Linked DNA regions of Homo sapiens: region 1 is linked to region 2. A link is a loop called in an ENCODE intact Hi-C map of the cell type or tissue named here. Cell type or tissue: left ventricle myocardium inferior. All regions are shown on one strand. Each heading gives the region's core, and the rest is flanking DNA. Links, peaks and the distances in the headings are about the cores only.

Evidence for each region. A loop is a pair of places that touch in the nucleus more often than their neighbours do. Peaks named below come from ENCODE experiments on the same cell type or tissue, not always from the same donor. Only the 100,000 strongest peaks of a DNase experiment are listed, where the experiment ranks them.
Region 1: it touches region 2 in a loop (6-fold over the local background); 91 of 110 quality-filtered maps call a loop at or near these places.

Annotation. Positions count from the first base shown.
Region 1 is chr11:30,340,033-30,350,922 of GRCh38, forward strand. No RefSeq gene overlaps it. Among named protein-coding and RNA genes, the nearest start is that of ARL14EP, 22 kb to the left of the region's middle. RefSeq lists a silencer at 2,936-2,985. In left ventricle myocardium inferior, for the core only: a CTCF peak has its summit at 6,244 (motif pointing right); no DNase peak of the experiment used is centred there.
Region 2 is chr11:30,911,445-30,922,334 of GRCh38, forward strand. DCDC1 (doublecortin domain containing 1) reads right to left here. Exons shown (of 39, transcript NM_001387274.1): 25 at 9,332-9,491; 26 at 5,426-5,584; 27 at 4,067-4,267. It overlaps LOC105376611 (a long non-coding RNA gene), which reads left to right. Exons shown (of 5, transcript XR_007062642.1): 5 at 9,963-10,870. Among named protein-coding and RNA genes, the nearest start is that of LINC02859, 180 kb to the left of the region's middle. In left ventricle myocardium inferior, for the core only: CTCF peaks have their summits at 2,918, 6,638 (motif pointing left) and 6,845; a DNase peak (open chromatin) is centred at 2,897; H3K27me3 peaks cover 17 bases.

The DNA.
Region 1 (10,890 bases), core at 2,032-10,031, 570 kb before region 2:
GCCTCCCTGGCGTGATTTCAAGCAAGTAATTTTTAGCAAGTGAATTTTGAAATATCCATATATATATATACAGTGATTCATTATTAAAAACATAATTTTAGTGAGTTCTATTATAGTCTTAACTTTTTGGAAGTAAAAGACCCCTGTGAGAAGGTGATGAAAGCTATGAACTAACTTCCCAGAAAAATATCTGCATTCATGTACTCACAAATATCGATGTTCAGAATTCCTGAACATGTATTGCAGTACCTGGGTAGTATGAAATATTCTGTAAACCATTTTACTTTTTCAGTTGAGTATGGCTAAAGTGTCGGTTGGTTTGTTAAATAGTGTTGTGGGTGGCTGTTTTCAAGAAAAACAAAACCAGAACAGCTCAGTCCTTGAGCTATGACTGCCCTGAAAAATCAGATCCCACTGGCCTCATATACCCCTTCCACCTCCAAAAGGTGATTACACATTGAGTCACAATGTAGAAAACTGATGTCTTATCTGGACTGGATTTTGGTAGAGGTTTTCTACCTCCATGATGTTTGCCCTGCTTATAGCTTAACATTCTTGTGCAAAATTCAGGACACTGCCTTAGTTTTGCTGACATCTGGTATCTTCATGAAAAAAACTGCTCTCAGCTATTACTACTTTCCTTTAATCTCTTAACTTATAAATTTAACTGTGAACATGTAATTATATAATAACCTGCTGAAGTGGATGTTTTTCAAAATCAAATGGTTTCTCTATCATTCTTAGGTCTTGCCCAGCAGCAGTCAACCATATTGGGTGTTAATTTTCAAGAATGTGAGTGAGGATACAGAAATACACACAGGCAATTCTGAGTCTCTTTTCACTTATTTTTATAAAGTGGAGGTACTTGGGAAGTAATGCTCTTATCTATTTTTTTTAAATCATGAAACACAACTGAATACTTAGTTCGAAAGGTAATAGACCTCTGCAAAGTATATGTCCCAATGTGTATTTTTAATGGTATAGTTGTGAGGATTTACTAATCTTATTAAGATAATTTAACTTTTAGAAAAATACAGGAAATTTACTAGATAAAGCAGATTATTGGGATAGCAATAAAACACCTTCAAATACAAAAGGTATTTAAATTTGGAAGTATTACAGTTCTGTGAAATGCCACAACTAAAATGTGTTTTTTCCTCCTCGAAACTACAAGGGAGTGATTTCTTGGTTAAACATCCAGTGATTAGAAACTGCATTTCATGTCATTACAAGCAAACAAACGTTTTATTTTTTAAAGAGTTGCTGGCCAGGCATTGTGGCCCACACCTGTAATCCCAGCACTTTGGGAGGCTGAGGCGGGCAGATCATGAGGTCAGGAGTTCGAGACCAGCCTGGCCAACATAGTGAAACCCCCGTCTCTACTAAAAATGCAAAAATTAGCTGGGCATGGTGGGGCACACCTGTAGTCCCAGCTACTCGGGAGGCTGAGGCATGAGAATAGCTTGAACCCGAGGGGCGGATGTTGTGGTGAGCCGAGATCGCACCACCACACTCCATCCTGGACGCAGAGCAAGACTCTTACCTTAAAAAAAAAAAAAAAAAAAAAAAATGTTACCATAATCTACCTATCCTATCTTAGGTTTTGAAGCCTAAGATACGTTTTATAATAAATAGACTTATTAAAACTAATGTTTGCAAACATTGCTAAACTTAACAAATTGGCTAAGTTTCCCTTTGTTAACAAGCAATCAGTTACGCTGAAGAATTTGAAAAATGCAAATTAAATTGTTTTTTGTTATATTCTGACACCCCAAATTTATTATTTGGTCTTGAAGGTAATTGAAAATTAAATTGGTTATTTTGTCACATAAGATAAAGTAACCAATAGTAGCAGTACTGGTACCATGTAAATGGAGACTACAAGATTCTGGATAAAATACAAATTGAATTTTGGCATTAAGAGAGGTATTCAGGATTGCTTAGTGAATTGTGGTATATTGAGGTTTTTTAAAAATGCTAGCAAGCATCTAGCCATTTATGACTTAGTGAATGAGACTATGCAATGAAAATTTCTGCATAAAATACAGGCCCTACAGTTTGGTGTATGAAAATAAATTTATTATTCCAAAATAGCTCCTGACCTCTCTAAATTGGATGATAGACTTTCCTATAGAAAATGTTGAAAAAGAAACATTTTCTAATTTTTTCAGTAAAAGTTTCCATCTCATCCCCAAAAGCTGTAATTGAAAAAACATGCTTATTTTTTTCCTTGTGTCTTTTAAAGAACTACACATAGATTTTAGGGTCAGTGCTCAACTACAAATTCTTGGCAAACAAAGCCTCACACTGTGTGACATACCGACAACCCATGTTGAGAGGCTCCTTACACCTCTTGATGGGTGGGTGGATGGATGGATGGATGGATGGATGGATGGGTGGATGGGTGGATGGGTGTATGGGTGGATGGATGGATAGATCAATATATCAATTGACAGGCAGGCAGGCAGACACATCCAGTTGGTTCCCTTTCTCTGGAAAACCCTGACTAATACAGTAACCTAATTTGTTTCTATTTCAACTTGGTTCTCAGGTCCTGGCTCTAAAAATCAAATAAATTATAAACTATTAGATTGTTTGCTGTATCTGGCCTTAGATGAGTCAATAAAATATATAGTCAGTCATTTTTTACTCCTTTCTCTTGTTCATATTATCAAGTCCATTTGGTCACTGCTTGGAAAATTCTTGAATCTGCTTTGGGTTTTTGTTTTTATTTTTGTTTCCACGTCAGTTAAAGTCTGGTAGTGTTTTGCATGCCCAGTATCACTTCCCCTTCTGGAATTAGCACTCTGCAGTTGGCCTTTGAGAAACCACCCTTGTAGTCAGCCCATGTGGTTCAGATACAGTTGGCCTTACTTTGTGGTTGTAGGGTGGGTTTATCACAAGTCCTGGCCTTTGAGAATGTAGCATCTCACTAGCCTTAATGAATGTTAGAAGGGTGGATGTATGACTAGCCAGGTCAATCAAAGCCAATCAACTTCAGGCTTACTGAGACTAGAGAAGAAGTGATGCTTTTTTTCAATGAGGGTTGCTAAGTTTACAGGTTTAAGACCAGGCCTACTGGTGGCTAATCTTGGCACTAAGTGAGAATCTGCCTTAGAATGTAAACAACATACGTGAAAGTGGAAGCCAGAGACCAAGATAGATAGAATTTGGGTATCTCGATCCAGTTATGTCTGAAGTCAAACCTGGAATTTTCAGTTATGTGAGTCAATAATTTTGTCTTTTTGCACGATTGACCATTAAGTGAATACAAGGTAATGACTAGATGGAAAGTTAGCTCTACTCATTTGAGGATAAAAGATCAAGGGTAGAATGGCCTGTTTGAAACTCATGCCCTTGGGAACTTTTATCTTCTTTTTTTTTTTTTTTTTTTTTTTTTGAGACAGTCTCGCTCTGTCGCCCAGGCTGGAGTGCAGTGGTGCGATCTCGGCTCACTGCAAGCTCCGCCTCCCGGGTTCACACCATTCTCCTGCCTCAGCCTCCCAAGTAGCTGGGACTACAGGCGCCCAGCACCACGCCCGGCTAATTTTTGTATTTTTAGTAGAGACAGGGTTTCACCGTGTTAACCAGGATGATCTCGATCTCCTGACCTTGTGATCTGCCCACCTCAGCCTCCCATAGTGCTGGGATTATAGGCGTGAGCCACTGCACCCGGCCAGGAACTTTTATATCTTTTAAGGAGAGCAAACAGCTGTGACTTACCCCCACATCTTCAATCCTGCCCTGCAAAATCTTCTCATACCATTCTCATGGACCTTAACCTCCTTTAGACAAATGTAGCATGGCCTATGGTAATTTACCATGAGGGTCTGACATTCTGTAATAACAATAAGGCACTTGTAATTAAGTTACCAATTTAGGGTATTTGTATTGGTGTTACTTGCTTTTAAAGTGCTTAGCATGTTTGAAAATTGGAACTTGGACTTCTCACCCTCCAGAACTGTAAGAATTAAATTTCTGTTGTTCATAAGCTAAACAGAGAATACTTGGATAATTTTCTCTGTCATCCTATGTTTCATAGCTAGAACTCAATCCTAGGTCAAATGAATATAAATTTTTAATAGCTGTATCTGAATTAAATAACTTGTCAGGCAGTTAAAGGCATATCATTGACTTAAATTTGTGGTTTATAACACTGCTAGCAAAATGAAGTTAAAGCATCAACAGCTCCTGTTCTTCTTCCCTTTTACCCTTACAGGACTCTCAGTTCTGTGGTGTGAAAGAGGGGAAGGTGAAACTGGTTCCTGCCAAACAAAAGGGAACTCAGCACACACCTCAACATTTTCTATATGTCATTTCCAGAAATAATGATGCCAAAAAAAAAATCAAATGCATAATGACTTTCTGATACTTGACAGTGTATTTTATAAAGCTGGATATTCTTAATCATTTGTGATACAGGGATATTTAAATGCTTTCATCTTTTTTGATATTTTAGTGTATTGACATTTTTTAACTTTTTTTCAGTTGAAATTACATAAAAATATAGAGTATATTTGGTTAGACGTTCATAGGTTCACCTATTTCTGAGGTTCCTGCTTCAAAACATCTTTATGGTGATATCGACTTTCTTGAAAAAATACACAGTTCTAAAATTGGATAAATTTAGAGAAATAATTTGGTTTGCTAAACCTTGGCTATTAGCCAAAATTTGGGTGAAAATAAAGTAGGACACTTTAGAAAATGAAATTGTTTTTATACTTTATATGTTAGTCCTTTTAGGCTGCTATAATGAAATGTCATAGACTGGATAGCATACAATCCACAGGAATTTGTTCCCCACAGCTCTGGAGGCTGGGAAGTCCAAGATCAAGATGCCACCAAATTCAGTGTCTAGTGAGGGCACTTCCTGGTTCATAAACAATGTCTCTTTGCTATAAACCTCTCACAGTGGGAGGGGCAGGAGATCTTTCGGGAGCCTCTTTTATAAAGGCACTAATCCCATTCATGAAGGCTCTGTCACCATAAGCTAATCATCTCCCAAAGACCCCACCTCCTAATACCATCACTGTTGGCGTGAGGATTTCAATATATGAATTTTGGGGGAACAAACATTCAGACCCTAGCAGATATTACCACATTTCTTTATTCCACCTTTCCTAATAAGTGGCTATTTTTATCATTTCACAGATGAGGAAACTGAGAGCTAAAGAATTTAGATAACTTGCCTAGGGTCACATAGTTTATCAGTGGAAGAGAAGGGAATCTAAATAGATTGTTTGACGCCAAAGTTCCAATGCTGGTGGATATTTTTCTATTCTTCTTTGACCATTCATCTTATACATGTGAAATTCTTTCTGTTCAGGATTCATTGAAGCTATGTGATTCTGATGACTTAGGTATTATTGCAGTTTGGTTACTTAAGGTGTGTCCTGGAAGTAAAGATTTTGCCCACTTCCATGCCCACCACTCAGCCAGCTCCATAAACATGGATGGAATATGTTTCTCAGCCAATTCTAACATGTCTTTCTGTTTTCGTTCTGAGAAGTCACAGTGAAGAAGGTGTACACTTAGTGACAACAACAGCTATTTATTGTGTGTTTGGATACATAATCGAATTGTACTTTTGTCCTAACTCTTAAAAAGCCTTTGTATCATTGTTCTACCATAAAGACACGACACATGCATGTGTATGCTCATTGCAGCGCTATTCACATTAGCAAAGACATGGAATAAATCTAGATGCCCATCAACAGTGTACTGGATGAAGAAGTGTATTGGGACATATACATGATGGAATACTATGCAGCCATAAAAACAACAAAAAGAAGTGTACTGGGACATACACACGATGGAATACTATGCAGCCATAAAAACAACAGTATCATGCCCTTTGCAGCAACATAGATACAGCTGGTGGCCATTATCCTAAGTGAATTAACACAGGAACAGAAAAGCAAATACCACATGTTCCCACTTATAAGTGGGAGCTAAACATTGAGGACACGTGGACACAAAGAGGGGAACAATAGACACCAGAACCTACTTGAGGTTGGAAGGTGGGAGGAGGATGAGGATCAAAAAACTATCAGGTACTATTATAGACTACCTGGGTGACAAAGATTTGTACACCAAACCCCAACAACATACGATTTACCCATGTAACAAACCTGCACATGTATCATGCGAACCAAAAATAAAAGTTGGAAGGAAAAAATTAAAAAAAAAAAAAAAAAAAAAAAAGTCTTTTGTATCCATCTCCATTGAATGATACCCATCTGTCCAGAAGAGGGCGATATTTTACTACAAACTTCCAGTGAAGCGCTCAACCACTTTGAACAAAAACTATACATTTAGAAAATGAGTATCTTAAGGTAGAGTTGGAGGAGTGCCATTTGTTCAAGTGCTTTTGGGATAAAACGTTTCTTCTAAATATTATGGGAAGAAGAGCAAAATTTCCTCCTTCTTACCCTCCTTCTTATATAGATTGTTCTTTCAATTTGAAATCAAATATTCTACTAAAATACAGTTAAAGTGGAATATTCCAAAACTAGTCCATACTTCAATTATAAGTACTTATAATCCAGAGGAAAGAGCATGGACCTAGGTGTCAGGTGAACCTGAGTCTGAATGCTGTCTCCACTACTTGCTGGCTTTGGGACTTCAGACAAGTTATTTGTTTTCTAGAGGCCTCCATTCCCTTGCATATAAAATGTGGATAGCAATACCTACATTATAGAGATGTATAAACATTAAATGTGTCAGGTTAAGAGCCCAATGCAGGCCAGGAGTGGTGGCTCACGCCTGTAATCCCAGCACTTTGGGAGGCCAAGGAGGGTGGATCACCTGAAGGAATTTGAGACCAGCCTGGCCAACATGGCAAAACCACGTCTCTACTAAAAATACAAAAATTAGCCAGGTGTGGTGGTGGGTGCCTGTAATCCTAGCTACTCGGGAGGCTTAGACACAAGAATCACTTGAACCCGGGAGGCAGAGGTTGCAGTGAGCAGAGATCGTGCCACTGCACTCCAGCCTGGGTGACAGAGCAAGACTCTGACTCAAAAAAAAAAAAAAAAAAAAAGCCGAAGGCAAAGACTCAATAAATGGAAAATTTCTTATTCAATAGAAATAGAGTTGCCAGATAAAATACAGGACATCCAGTTAAATTTGAATTTTAGATAAGGAACAAATAATGTTTTAGTAATACTTGGAACACACCTATGGATATTTCATGAAATATATTTAAAGGTATTTGTTCACCTGAAATCCAATATTAATTGTGTGTCCTGTGCTTTTATTTGCTAAATTTAACAATGTTAAACAGAAAACTCCTTGGCACAGGGGGAAAACTAAACTAAAAATGGCTAGAGACTTCAAAAAACTTAGAATTTATTAGTAAAGGGCTTGACATTTCTAGTAGCTAGGAAAATTAATATATTCAATATTCTAAATTTTTGAATAAGCAGCCAATCTAAGCAAAGTTATGTAAAATTTTTCTTTCAGTAGAGCCTCAGTCATTTCCATTCCTATTGCATTAAACAGTGCTTTGTACATAATACACATTCAATAAATTTTGTTGAGTAAAATATTTTAAAATATGGAGAAAAAGTCATACTTTAAAGAAAAAAAAGCACAAAGCAGGAGGTGAAACTGGCAGTGCAGTCTAATTTGTGTGTTTCTACTTTCTCCCCTTCTTGCCACAATAAAAGAAGGTATGCCCCTCCTTTTTTTTTTTTTTTTTTTTAAGACGGAATTTCGCTCTTGTTGCACAGGCTGGAGTGCAATGGCGCGATCTCGGCTCACTGCAGCCTCCACCTCCCAGGTTCAAGCGATTCTCCTGCCTCAGCCTCTCAAGTAGCTGGGATTACTTTAGTAGAGACGGGGTTTCACCACGTTGGTCAGGCTGGACTCAAACTCCTGACCTCAGGTGATCTGCAGGCCTCGGCCTCCCAAAGTGCTGGGATTACAGGTGTGAGCCACCTCCTTTCTTTCTGATTAAGGAAGGTGAGTTTAACCAAGTAAGAATAAGGTTTGGGAATGAAAGAAGGGAAGAAGAAATAAAGTGTTTTGCTGTGTTTTATTTCCTGTTCAATGGGTTGGAAGTGTGCCACAGAAAGAGGGCCACACCTTGGGGTCTCAGGAAGTGCAGTATCCATAGCTCAGGCCCCACCAGGTGACAACCTTAGGTATTAAAGCAGATGCTGCCCTGTGTGGCAGCCAGCAGTGAGCTCTCAGAACAACACAGCTGTCTCTAGTCTGCTCATCCCTGCCTCCTGTGGGAAATCCTCACCAGGCTGAGCCCAGGACAGCACCAAGGGGAGGAAATAGCTGCAAGTCCTCTCACCTGGCTGGAGTTGGCTTTGGTCTGGACACTCACACCCCAGGTCTGGCTGGGTCAGTTCCCAACAAATGCAGTGTATCAGTTCCATCAACCTGGTCACACCATGCAGATCATTGTGACCGAACAACCAGAAAATGTAAGTGATGACACTTCTTGTGGAAAAGAAATCACCTTTAAATGACAAACACACCTGCCATTGGTGTCAAAAGTAGTGATTTTGTACAATGATGTTCATCACATTTGTAACACCAGAATTTGGTAACTGCTTAATTTTTTAACATGAGAAAAACAATTGGATAGCTAATGGGATATCATTATATATGTTTTATATATTATATTATGTATCAATATAATATAACCAAATAAGTTTTTGGCGAATTTTTAAAGTAATGGGGCAACATTCATAACAATGCTAATTATTTTTAAGGCAGAGTATAAAATAAAAAGAACAATTCCAAATTTGTTAAAAGCAGGAAAACACCCAAAGTGAGAGAGACTCTAAAATAATAATACAAGTTATATTTGACTTCATATGATTTTTCATTTTCTCCATCAAATGTTCTGTAATTTTCAAATTTCCTATACTGAACATGATTACTCTTATAATCATGAAAATATATATAACACTATTAAAAGGTAGTGGAAGTTGTTGGTGCTAATGATTTGTATCTTTTTCTTCTCATATAGCAGATAAGCCATGACTTTTGTGGTTAAATGTTGCAGGACCTTGGATGAATATCTTAACTCTTACCCTCAGTTACTGCATCCTTAAAATGGGAATAATTTAGGGGTTCAGAGGAGCTTCACGCAGTTGATGTGATGATTAAGTGAGGTGATATATGTAAAACTTTGTTTAGCCAGTGCTTCATGCAGAGGAAGCATTCAATAAACTGTAATTATCATTAAAGAGCAGAATATATGAGTCGTTACCTAATTCTAGCCCTCGCTTCCACAAGATTTTTCCCCCATTCCTTCCCCCTTTTTTGCTTCCTTGCTTCCATCCTCCTTTGCTTTCTTCCTTTAGGTCAGAAATAATTGACATTGGCAATTTCATAAAATTTGACCTTGCTTCTTATTTCACCTCCCATCGCAAAATGTGGGGGCAAAGAAATGTAAAAGGAAATGTTTTGCTGTTTTTTATTTCCTGTACGGTGGGTTGGAAGTGTGCCACAGAAGGAGGGCCTCACCTTGGGGTCTAAGGAAGTGCAGTATCCGTAGCTCAGGCCCCACCAGGTGACAATGATAGGTGCTAAGGCAGGTGCTACTGGGAAATGAATTCCAAAGGATGAAAAGACAAAGGAAGTAAAGCAGGAAAGCATGATACTCCAGAAGTGGGAGGAAAGGATAGTCCACTTGTCTATCAGAGACAAAGGGTCTCTGTATCTGTGTACCAAGGAAGGATGGGCCCACACACAGCCTTGGGTTCTGATGCGTCACAGAGAAGCCCAAGGAATAGCCAAGTACCCAGAAGACCTGGGCAGAAGTGGGTTAGGTTGTCCAACTCAACCCTCCACCACTGAGACCTGGTGGGCAAGAGGAAAGAAAATGAACTGGAACCACAGCATCAGGAATTTCTGTTAAATGCTTCATTTGAAACTCTTTAATAGTATTCCTGACAAATAGAAACTCTAGAGGGAAAGTAATCTCAGCACAATCCCTTCAGAATAAAACTGAAAATGAAGAGCCTCTGTGATGATCTATGCCAAGGCCGCCTGAACACATTCTGGCCATGACTCAGTTTACCAAATGCACTCATGCGGCCTGCTGCCCTGCCTCCTACCACAGCTCCTGCTTACATAGCCCAAAGAGCCAGCTACTATTTATCGTATCTGCCAGGCCCCATCAAAGGAAACTCCACAATAATTTTCTGAAAAACAGGGTTTGAAATGGCTCAAAATATAAACAAATGAACCATGAAGTATTTTAAATCTAGAATGGGGTAAAACATTATTTTGTTTTTATACTAATAAGTATGTGCCAGGTACCAGGCTCAGGTGTAATCCTTAAACAGCCTTATGGGCGAGGTGCGACAAATTACTGCTATATTTTGCAGACAAATGGAAGCACCCCGAGGTAGTTTTGTTTTGTTTACTCCTTTGTCTTCAGTACCTACGAAACTGGCTGGCATGTAGCAGGTGCTCAGTAAATATTTGTTGAATCAATGAATGAAGTTAAGTAATATAAATAAGCCACAACCAGGTTTATGCATATATGCACATACCCATATTTATGCAGGAATATGCAGGTCATGCCTAGGCTGGCTTAACTCCAAAGCTTGAGTTCTCAATCACTATCTCCAGTAACCTCTTTACCACTGATTATGTGAGTCTGGGAAGGAAGACAAGGCCTTGCTGGTGCAGGCACTTTCCTGCATGACACAAAGATAATATGTCCTTAAAAATAACTGGATGTGGAGCGCTTTCCCCAGGGTCAGTGTTTAGGCATCACTAATAATCCAGTCCTTTTCTGCCTTAGGAATATGTTTACATATCAGCTATGAAAGCTGAAGACTTCTTTATAATATGATTCTCCAGGCTTTCTGTTATACAGAATGATAAATTACAGGCTAGTACTCACCAAGTCTCTAG
Region 2 (10,890 bases), core at 1,995-9,994:
TTACAAAGTAGCATGACCAGATTAGATCTCCCTCTGTGCCACTTAGCACTGTGTTGCCTCTCAGCTCCATGCATGCTCTGTAATAATGAATGTGAATCCTTTAAGAATTTCTCCCCTACAGTAAGTGTGATGTTAAGCTTTCTCAGTAGAGAGTGCTGGAAGAAGACTGCAGGATGAAGGGGCTCTCCTGCTCTTTCTGGCTGTGGTAGGGGGTCAGCAGTTGGGAGTGAGAACACCCAATGATGCTTTGTTCCAGCGAGGTGCCCAGGAAGCAGGTCTCCTGGGACCTTCATAGCCCGGGCTTGCCTATTGCTCCTTTGCTCACTTTCTCCTGACATGGACACCACATGCTTCAGGCCTCCTAGTGTACCACCATCCCATTCCCTCTGAATGCTGCTGTGCCCAGCAACAGACTGCACCCCCCTATATGTTCCAGAATATTATGTCCTGCTCACTCAGTGTTATGGTTTGAATGCCCCTCCAAAACTCATGTTGAAACTTAATTCCCAATGTGGCAGTATTAAGAAATGGAGTCTTTAAGAGGTGATTGGATCAAGAGGGGTCTGCTTGGATTAATCCATAGATGAAAGGGTTAATGGATTAATAGGTCATAATGGGAGTGAAACTAGTGGGTTTATAAGAAAAGGAATGTGACGTGATGTTCTGTGCTGTATGATGCCCTGTGCCATATGATGACCTGTGCCATCTCAGGGCTCTAGAGAGCCCCCAGCTGCAAGAAAGCTCTCACCAGATGCACCCCTCAACATTGGACTTTCCAACCTCCAGAACTGTAAGAAATAAATTTCATTCCTTATAAATTACTCAGTTTCAGGTATTCTTTTTTTTTTTTCTTTTTTGAGATGGAGATTCACTCTGTCACCCGGGTTGGAGTGCAGTGTCATGATCTCAACTCACTGCAACCTCTACCTCTTGGGTTCAAACGATTCTTCTGCCTCAGTCTCCCGAGTAGCTGGTACTACAGGCATGTGCCACTACGCCCAGCTAATTTTTGTATTTTTAGTAGAGACGGGGTTTCACCATGTTGGCCAGGCTGGTCCAGCCAGGTGATCTCAGGTGATCCTCCCACCTCAGCCTCCCAAAGTGCTGGGATTACAGGCATGAGCCACCATGCCCGGCCCTGTTTCAGTTATTCTGTTATAAGTAACAGAAACTAGACTAAGACATTCAGCCACTACAGACAAGCTCTGGCCAGGTACACCAGCAAAACTGCTCTGCAATTCAGTGGAATGGAACCATACCTTTTTTAATGAGTCCTGAACCCTAGCCTTGGGGAGGGGACCCCATTGCAAGTTTATCCTTTCTTGGGCAATCTCCTTCAGCCATAGGGTGATATATATTATATACATATGTAATGTACATGGGTATATATACCCTAATTTACTAGCCTGGGTAAAATATGGAGGATAAAAAGACTGTGGTTAACATAAATGCAATTTTCCATTAAGTTCTACTACATAGTGTAACCCACGGTTCTCTAGGTTTCACCAGCTCATCAAAACAAATGAGTTTTAAAAGCCACCCATCCACATGAAAGAGAACAAAGCAATATGTCAAGGGAAGATGTGCAATAAACCTCAGAATTACTGTCGCTGTACAAACACACTTCTGCCATGGGACATATATTGTTCTGAATCATGCCCACACCTAATCAACAAGACTTCTGCAAAAACTCTTGGCCGGGCGCGGTGGCTCACGCTTGTAATCCCAGCACTTTGGGAGGCCGAGGAGGGCGGATCACAAGGTCAGGAGATCAGACCACGATGAAACCCTGTCTCTACTAAAAATACAAAAAATTAGCTGGGCGTGGTGGCGGGTGCCTGTAGTCCCAGCTACTCGGAGAGGCTGAGGCAGGAGAATGGCATGAACCCGGGAGGCGGAGCTTGCAGTGAGCCGAGATCATGCCACTGCACTCCAGCCTGGGCAACAGAGACTCTGTCTCAAAAAAAAAACAAACAAAAAAAACTATTTTGTTCAAGTCTGTCTGGGTGTCCCTAGAGGGGGACTTGTGCTTATCAGCAAATCTTGTCCCACTGGGCCCCCTGATGCTCCACCTCTTCTCTCTGGACTCTGACGTTTCCAATGACGGATCAACCAATATCACCATCTCCCTTCCACTAACTGCCTCTCTTTTCCGTGTCTTGACATGAGGAGCTCCCAAGATGACAAAAGTACAGAATGTTCTGCAAAGTGGGAGGAGATGGAAAGAAACTGTCCTTCTCTTCTGTGTTATACATGGTTAGATTTTCCAAGGCAGTGCTACACATGACCCAACATCTCATAGAGTTTTAGGCAGACAGACACTGAGCAAGATTCAGAACTAGTATTCTCTTCCAATGACCAAGTATTCCTGGGTCAAACTCATTATGCAATGGCTTTCTCTTGCCGTAGGGTCACATTCTCATTCCCCATGCATGTCCACCCAAATTTATCAGCCATGCTCAAATTGCAATTTAGGTTTAAGTGGGGACCTCTACTATAATACAGAAAGCCGAGGCAATAATATAAATTGCTAAATACAATGTAGAAATGAGGAAACACTAGGATGTCAGCTCCATAAGAGTAAAGATTTTTTATCTGTTTTGTTCTTTGTAAAGCAACAGCTCCTAAAACACTGCCCTCAATAACCCTTGGCAGTTGAATGAATGAATTCTGGTTCCATATGGCAAACCATTCACAGAAACAAAAGCCTGCTGTCCTACCTACACATTGCAAAGGCAGCTTAGCCCAGGTGAATGGGGCAAAGAAACACTTTCACCAGGTCTGTCTACACAATTGGTTTTCCCGTCTTTTCTAACATCAGCCCAGCGAGTTCTCCTTGCCGGAGGCTTTGCTCATCTCAGTGAGCAGAGTAAGACCAGCTCCTCTCCTGCCCAGGCAGGGCTCGCTGCTGCCGCCTGCTGAAGCTTGTGCAACCTCCCTCAAAGTACTGATTCATAAGCCTTTTCATCGCAGACCTTTTGAGAAGCCAGTGAAAATCTCAGCTCTTTCCCAGAAAAAATAAATTGCACGATGCACAAACATACACTTTGTACACTATTTCAAGAGATTAAAGAGGTCCCTGGAGGCCCACCATATCACACTAATGGTAGAATTTGAAGCAAACCAATCTAAAAAACAGGGAATTGTTTTCTTTTTTGTTCGATTAAAGAAATGTTCCATATGCACCCAAAAAAAAAAAAAAAAAAAAAGAGAGAGAGAGAGAAATGTGTAATCAACCAGCATGGACCTAACAGCCATCAACATTCTGCCATTCTCATTTCATCCATTCCCCTCAACTTTTAAAATTTTTATTTATGATAGAATGTCTTACAACAAATCTAAGATAGCTTTTAATTTTATCTGTAAATACTACAATGTTTCCAACTTATCAGGACTTTTTTTTTAACATTACCATTGAACCATTATTGGACCCAACAAAATTAATAGGACTTCCTTAATGTCATCAGATAGCCAAGCTGTTTTATATTTCTCCTGATTATCTCAAAAATAACTTTTTTACAGTACTGTAGTTGGTTCAAATTTGGATCCAGGACCAGACATTGAATTAGGTTGATATATTTGCTAAGATAGGAATTAGTTTATACTGCGTGAGTGGAAACCACAAACTGGTTATTTTATGAAGGTGGAGGAAAGAGGGAAGGTGTGTGTTGGGGGAAGGATGGGGAGTAAGTTAATGAAAAGTATCAAAAAATTTGAAAATTGGGGACGTTTTAGAATTCTTATTTGATCTATTCATTTCATAAAAATGACATTGATGCAAGTTCAGTCTTGAGCCCAATGGCCAGATAAAACTATACCCAGGAGATCAGAGGGAACATTCCTCCTCTGAATCTGATTGTGGATAAATTGTATGTAGCTTACCTAGCATTTACATTTGATTTTATTCCCTTCCTCTTCTTTGGCTAGGATAAAGAATTATCAGCTAAGTTAAATAGAAGACCCAGAATTCTCAGATATAGTTCATCTTGTTCTGTGGGGACCATGCTAGACTTATTAGGATCCTATTCACCTTTTGATATAGTAAACCCAAATATAATGGGATTACCTGCTGTCTTCCTGGTGTATCCAGCGCTGATGACTACCATCAGATTTCTTCTCCACCAAAACCACCTCCATGCCTGATCGGAGATTGGGACCTTGAACCCCCAAGACTAGCTGAGGAGCAGCATGGCTTATAATCTGCCCATCTCTGTATTCGAACTGCTGATGACAATGCTTGTGCAATTTACTATGCTTTGGTGAACAGCTGAGATAAAGAAATCTCTATTAGTGGCAGAAAAATGTCCCATGCACTTGATCATGCACTTGATGTGCTGGAGATTATAAGTTCTGTTGGTGAGAGCTCCAACGTGAAACACGTTAACTTGAAATGATAGACCATATCATTAGAATGACGGCAATGCTACCAGCACTGCACTTCTAAGCTGACATAAGAAGTAGAATTCTGAGCTTATTTTGTAACATAAATAAATGTTTACCAGGAGAATATTTGAAAAATTCGTTAGCAAAGAAAAAAGAACTTCAGTTGACAAGGTAATTTAAAGAGGAAAAAGTAAAATTTAAAATTAAGTAAGAGAATGGGGGCAGGGGCATGTAGAATAAAAACAGAGAAATAAAGGAATTCTATTCAAACTATGATTGTTTCTTTCCTCTATCTACAGTATCCCTGGAAACAGAACACCATTCTCCAAGTTTTTAACTCACCTCTAACAAGTCATAGCATATCATAAAATAATGATGCACTAATAATTTAAATGACTGTCTTAAGGACCTTACATTAAGCAGAAGTAACATATTACATATCACAACACATTGTCAATTAAATTAATCTATAAACATCTATTAAGCCCCTACTACGTGCATGGCCTAGTGCTAAATGTTGAAGTGTCAAAAATGTTTAATTCATGTGTTCCAGTGACTGCTGTAATGTCAAGTAAATGTCTAAAGATTATGAAATAATACAAAGTACTATATATTCCTGTCATTTCATTGGACATTGACAAAAAACATTAAACTAAAAAGGAAGAAACTGCATTTTCTTAATTTCTTAAAAACATTAGGGCATCTTAAATGCTTATTCAGAAGTTCACTCACACATTCATTCAACAAATATATAGGCTCTGTGCTAAGTTGTCAGGAGGCAAAGGTGGATAAGCATACTGTTTAATAGAAAAAAACACACAAATGAGTAAGATATTATACACTGAACAAAATAAACCAAAGAGTAAAGGACCTTCCCGCAAAATTTTGTAAATATTTTAATCAAAAACATAAGACAAAAATGTGCATGTTGATAGAAACAGCAGCTAACAGCAGTGAAAACTCTTGGGAATATATGTGTCCCAAGGTGAGAAAACTAACACTAGACAGAAATCTTTAAGAGGAATCCTTTGCAACTTTTTACCTGTGTTTCTTCTGTGGTTCCACATTTTCAAAGAGCCCTTTTTCCGTTTTCTTTGGAAGACTGTCATCCTCATCAAAGTCATGTGAAGTTTCCTGCCAGGCATACCTGGGAAGTGTGTGACAAGCCTTCATTCGAAGATGAGCTCTTACGTGTGAATCTCTATCAAGGTTCAGAAGCAAACATAAGTCTAAGAAATCTCATTCGTGTTCACAGAATTTTTTTCTGAGGTGTAGTCTGATCATATTCCACAGGATGTTGGTGGATCTATAAATCTTATTTCCATAAGGGTGCCTAATACTGGAAATTCACATCTCACTAATACATCATTTAGATCTTTTAATATAAGGCTACAAATAAAATTCCTCAATCACATAATAAACAGCATTCATCTTTGTCATGTTTACTCAGAAAAAAATGGGACTATGTATTGTATTTCAAAAATCATAAAGATTGACTACTCAGTAGTTTGAGAAATTCACAATGAACATGTAATGAGACTCCCTCTCTCTACCCCATAATTGGGTCATAATTCTGACTGGAACAGTACAGCCTAGATTACCCGGTTTTGTAAAGTTTACTCATTAGACAAGGTTAAGAAACCTTAACTTTTCCAAGATTTCTCCACAGAGAAATCTAGAGAAACTCAAATAGCATCTGCACATATGAGCCAGCTTTTGATAGAGAATAATATACTAAACAGAGTAAATAGTCATAGTTTGAATAATTGAGTCAGCCTTCTGGCTTCTTACTAAAATGAAGATATAAAGGGGATCAGTAGCCGCCATATAGATCTGTATATATAAAGTTCCAGGCCACTGTTGAGAGCACATTTGCCTTCAGTGGGATTGTGATATGAGGACTGCTTGACTGAGGAAGGATAAATATACAGGCAAAGCAGCAAGCCTATTTCAGCACTCTAAGTATGCGTACCTGTAAATAAAGTTCTCTGGGACAGACTGATCACCAAGGTGCTTGTCATAATTTGATGTAACTACAAGCATTATTAAATTACCAAAATCTTCAGGGACAATTCCTGTGCTAGCAGAGCTGACCGTACTCTTTTCAAATGTAATAGAAGTATTACATGTGGATATGAAACTGGTGGGTAATCACTGCCTCATTCAGAACTACAGGCAGCACAAGCGGCTTCTGAAGGCAAACCTCTCCCTTTACAGTTAAAAAAAACAACAGCGCCATCTTGTGTTAAAAATAAAACGCACAGCTTTCTCATCAATTCCATTTCTTTGGGGAAAAGGAAAAAAAAAAAAGTCATTCTTAGTTTTAACAAAGTTAGCAGGATGCAAACAAGATTCTTCACCCAAATCCAGATGTTTAACTTTCTTACTCAGAATTTCTCTATCAGCTCTTGAACTTCCTGGCAAATGAGGTATAGTCAAGTCAGTTTTAGAACAGTCATTTTTCAGTCCATCTTGCTTTATTAATTTGTTCATTCATAGAACAAACCATTCGTTAGTTATTCACTCCTTTAATCAATATTTATTGAACATCTACAAGACAGGTAAGTTATCAGTGCTCACGGAGTTTACATTCTAGTGGGAAGAGGAGAGATTAAATAGACAAGTAAATGAATAAACAAGATAAATGCCATAAGTTGAATAAAATAGGATATTGTAATGGAAATTGACTGGGATGGGGTAAGGTTTACGTTAGCAATGGAGTCAAAGAAGGTTTCTCTGAGAGGTGATGTTTGAATTGAGACAAAGACAATAGAAAGGGGCCAGCCATGTAAGGATCTAGAGGGAGAGCATTCCAAGCAGAGAAAAGAACAAATGAAAAGGCTATGAAGCAAGATTATGGTTAGCCCACTTGAAGAACAGAAAGACAGTGGTGTGACAGGTATGCAGTGAGTGAGGGGATGGTAGTTCTAGACAAGGCTGAAGAGGTGGGCAGGTACCTGTGATTCAGTGAGGAAATGAGAAAGTTTCCCCCACTCTCTGTGTTCCAAAAATCTTTTTTTCCTGCAAAGCACAGAGTAGGCAAGTGCTACTAGAATTTCTTTTCCATTTTTCTTATTGTTTGTGCCGGACACCTTTATGATAAAAAAGCAATCAAAAAGGATCCTTCTAGATTGATGTTCTAGCTGCTGGCTTTATGCATGTCCCTCCTTAAATCATCCCATTTTTCAAATATGCAAAAAACTCCAAACAAGCACATTTAAGAAAGTCTGGGAAAAATCTTACAGTGACTTCCTGATATTAGATGATTTAGGATTATTTCAGGATCATGTCATCAGAAATGGTTCAAATGACTAGTGACAGCCTGGAAAATAGATAACCCTGTATATTAAAAAATATTTCCAATAGTTTAAGGGCTGCCAAGTAGAAGAGGTATAGGGCATAGTACAGAGAAACATATGGAATAATAAGATGGAGATGGTCTAAATAATTATTTAAATGTTAGAATGGGCCTCCTTGAAAACAGTGATCTCTCTGTTATTAGGAGTATTCAAGAAGAGGCTTGAGCAAAAGAGCCTGCTTGGAATATGCAGTAGATGCCTGCATTGTACTCTGAGAGAACCCAATCACTTTTAACCTCAAGGACTCCAGGCCTTCATGAAATCTCTGATTCAGAACAATGACGATCTTTGCTCTCAAAAATGTTTCTTTTTTCTTACTTTCTGTTTATTTTTTTCCAAGTGCAGACTAAGAGGCTAGATGACACATTCTTTAGAAGGGGATGTGAAAGTTCGTGGTCAATTCCCTGACTGTTGAGAAAGATGCCATCTAGGACCAATCATTCTCTCTGAAAAATGCCTTCTGGTGCCTTTGTTAGTGTCAGTCATAGGACCAACTGAATCACCCATCCAAATGAGGAAGTTTGGTTCCTAAAATAAACGTTCATATTCTTATAATTGAGGATAGAAACAATTAATAACAATGATATATAAATTAGTTTCACAATTATTGCAGAGGTAATTGGCCAGGTATTTTTGGTTTTATAATTTGGAAACACATTCAATCTTTCATTCATTTATTCAGTAAATGATAATTAGAACCCATGTGACAGAATCTTTGCCCTCAACGTTCCCAGGCTGGTAGAGGGAGGGGTAGGCAAGGGGGAGAGGGACTGACAAGCACATTGCCACGTACAGTCATTGCTGTAATTGACTTCAATGCTAAAGTATCATTCTACAGATAAGTACGGGGCAAGTAAAGGCACTGCAGTGGAGAGAAATTCATATGTGGCTCAGAGGTCTGCAACAGAACATAAACAGAATGTGCAATATGCAGGCGACAGCTTGTCGTTGCTGAGCTGGAGGTTGGAATTCATGTGGCAGAAAGAGACAGTGGGCATGGGAATGCAAATGAGGGTCAATGACAGGCATGAACCAGGGTCAGAAGGCCTTGGGATTCCAGATGAATAGGTTTTTCTGTCTGCAATAGGTACCCTTAAAAAACTATGTGAAAAGGATTGTACATTAGAAAGTTAATTGTCTACAGTTTAACTTAGAGGGGAATTGGAAGGAAGATATTACGGCAATAGAGAGAAATCAGAAAGCTATTTCAATGATCCAGAAAGATAACTGTATATTAACATGTGTCAACTTGAACTTAGGGAAGAAGTTTAATTTATCCTGAAGTCAATGATTATGGAAACAAAATTTGATGAATTCCTCAAATAAATGCCTACTATCCTAAAATTCTAGCCTCTTAAAAATAATAACATTGTAACAATATTACTGAAAATAGATCACTGTGATGGTTGAACATCGAAGCTGTAGTTGTATCATTTTGCCGGAAAACTAATTAAATACTAGCTCTTCAGCTGCCATTAGTTTCACAAACTTGGCATGAGCTCCCTGCATGGGCTCTGTGCTGTTATCGGGCTAATGAGCTGAGTTCAAAAAGCAGCCAGGTAGCTTTTCAGGCTACACTGATTACTTACAGAATTTCACTGGAAGCATTTTCCGTTGTTAGAGGATCTTCTTGCATTTGCTTTTCTTCCGGTTCTGTAACTTGCTTCTCTTCTCCAAAAATTGCTACAGGTTTATGCACAGCAAGCTTGCTTCCAGATACAATGTCACTTTGGACTTCTAAAACAAGAGCTGAGCAGAAATTCACAAATTGCAAAGACATATTACTTACAATTGCAGAGCATCAGGAATTTAAAAACACACACTAAAATACAAATGCAAAATAATTCCATCTATTTGGTCTATTCATAGGTTACTTATTAAACTCAGTTGAATTTAATTTTAATTTTTATAGATTCTTTACTCTCAAGATATTCTTAGTCAAAAATACTAAAAATTGGTCTTTCCAAAGATCAGTTAATTATCATATATCGTAATTATTCAAATGGGCTACATTATTTAGATATATGTTTCTAGATCATTCTCTGGGATCCAAAACTCATCAGTGGAAGTCCCAGTCCCAGTCCCAGAGAAAGCCTTGAATGACACATGCAAAGTTTTACTACACGGTGTTCAATATATATAATAGGGCAATGTTTTAAATTATACTAATTTTTTTTCTTTTTCTTTTCTCTATATGGACTTTTGTCCTGGTTCCTGGAGAAAACTTAATGGAAGGAGGAAGATCATGAGGAAATTAGAACTTTTATAAAAGAAAAGCAAAAGTCCAAAGATAGTTTTTGACATTCAAACAGCATACTGCCATCGAACGTGGAAGTCAGGATGACACAGTCATGATCTATGGTTTCTCCAAAAGCCTGTAGCTCCCACTTACTGTATCAAGAGTTTAACTTCAGGATTGACCTGGAGAAAAACCATCACTCCTGGGCCAGAGGGGATCTGGGGCACAAGACAGAGAAAGCCAGAAAACTAGCACAGCATGTCTTGATTCTCTCTACAGGCTTCACTTTGGGTATCTTAGTTAAACTGGGGAAACAGTGAGGACACTGCCCATTGTCCCCTTTTGAGCTACCCTTGCTACTCCAATCTGAGGCACAGCCAGCCACGTGAACTGGGATCTGGTTTCTGGGAGGTGCAGCTAAGACCCAGGAGTTGCTGAGAATCTTTTTGGGGAGCTTTCCAAAAGTGGATGCCAAGCAGGGGTGAGGTGGCTCTGTAGCAAGGACTGCAGAGGTGATGAGATGACCACTCAGTCATAGTCAGGCTCCAGAGGGCCACAGGAAGCAGAGAGAAGGCTGAATCAGGGAGGTAGCACACCCACCCAGAGTATCGTCTGAACCAACAGAAGGAACCATAAGTCACTCCAGTCATCGACTTCAGACAGTAGAGCCCAGGAAGCAAGAAGATCTGCAACCCAAGTGCTTTTTTTCTATCTTAGAGTGGAACTTAACGTGAGATTCTGGAGATAGAGAAATCTGAAAGCTCTCCCTAAAGGGACTAATTAAATTAATGGATGGAACAAAATGTAAACATGATTAGAGAATGCATAAGGCTCACAAAGAAGGTCAGATCTGTTAATGACAAAATAAAAAGATGATGTTCTCTTTGCACATTCAAACTGTAGTGTGAA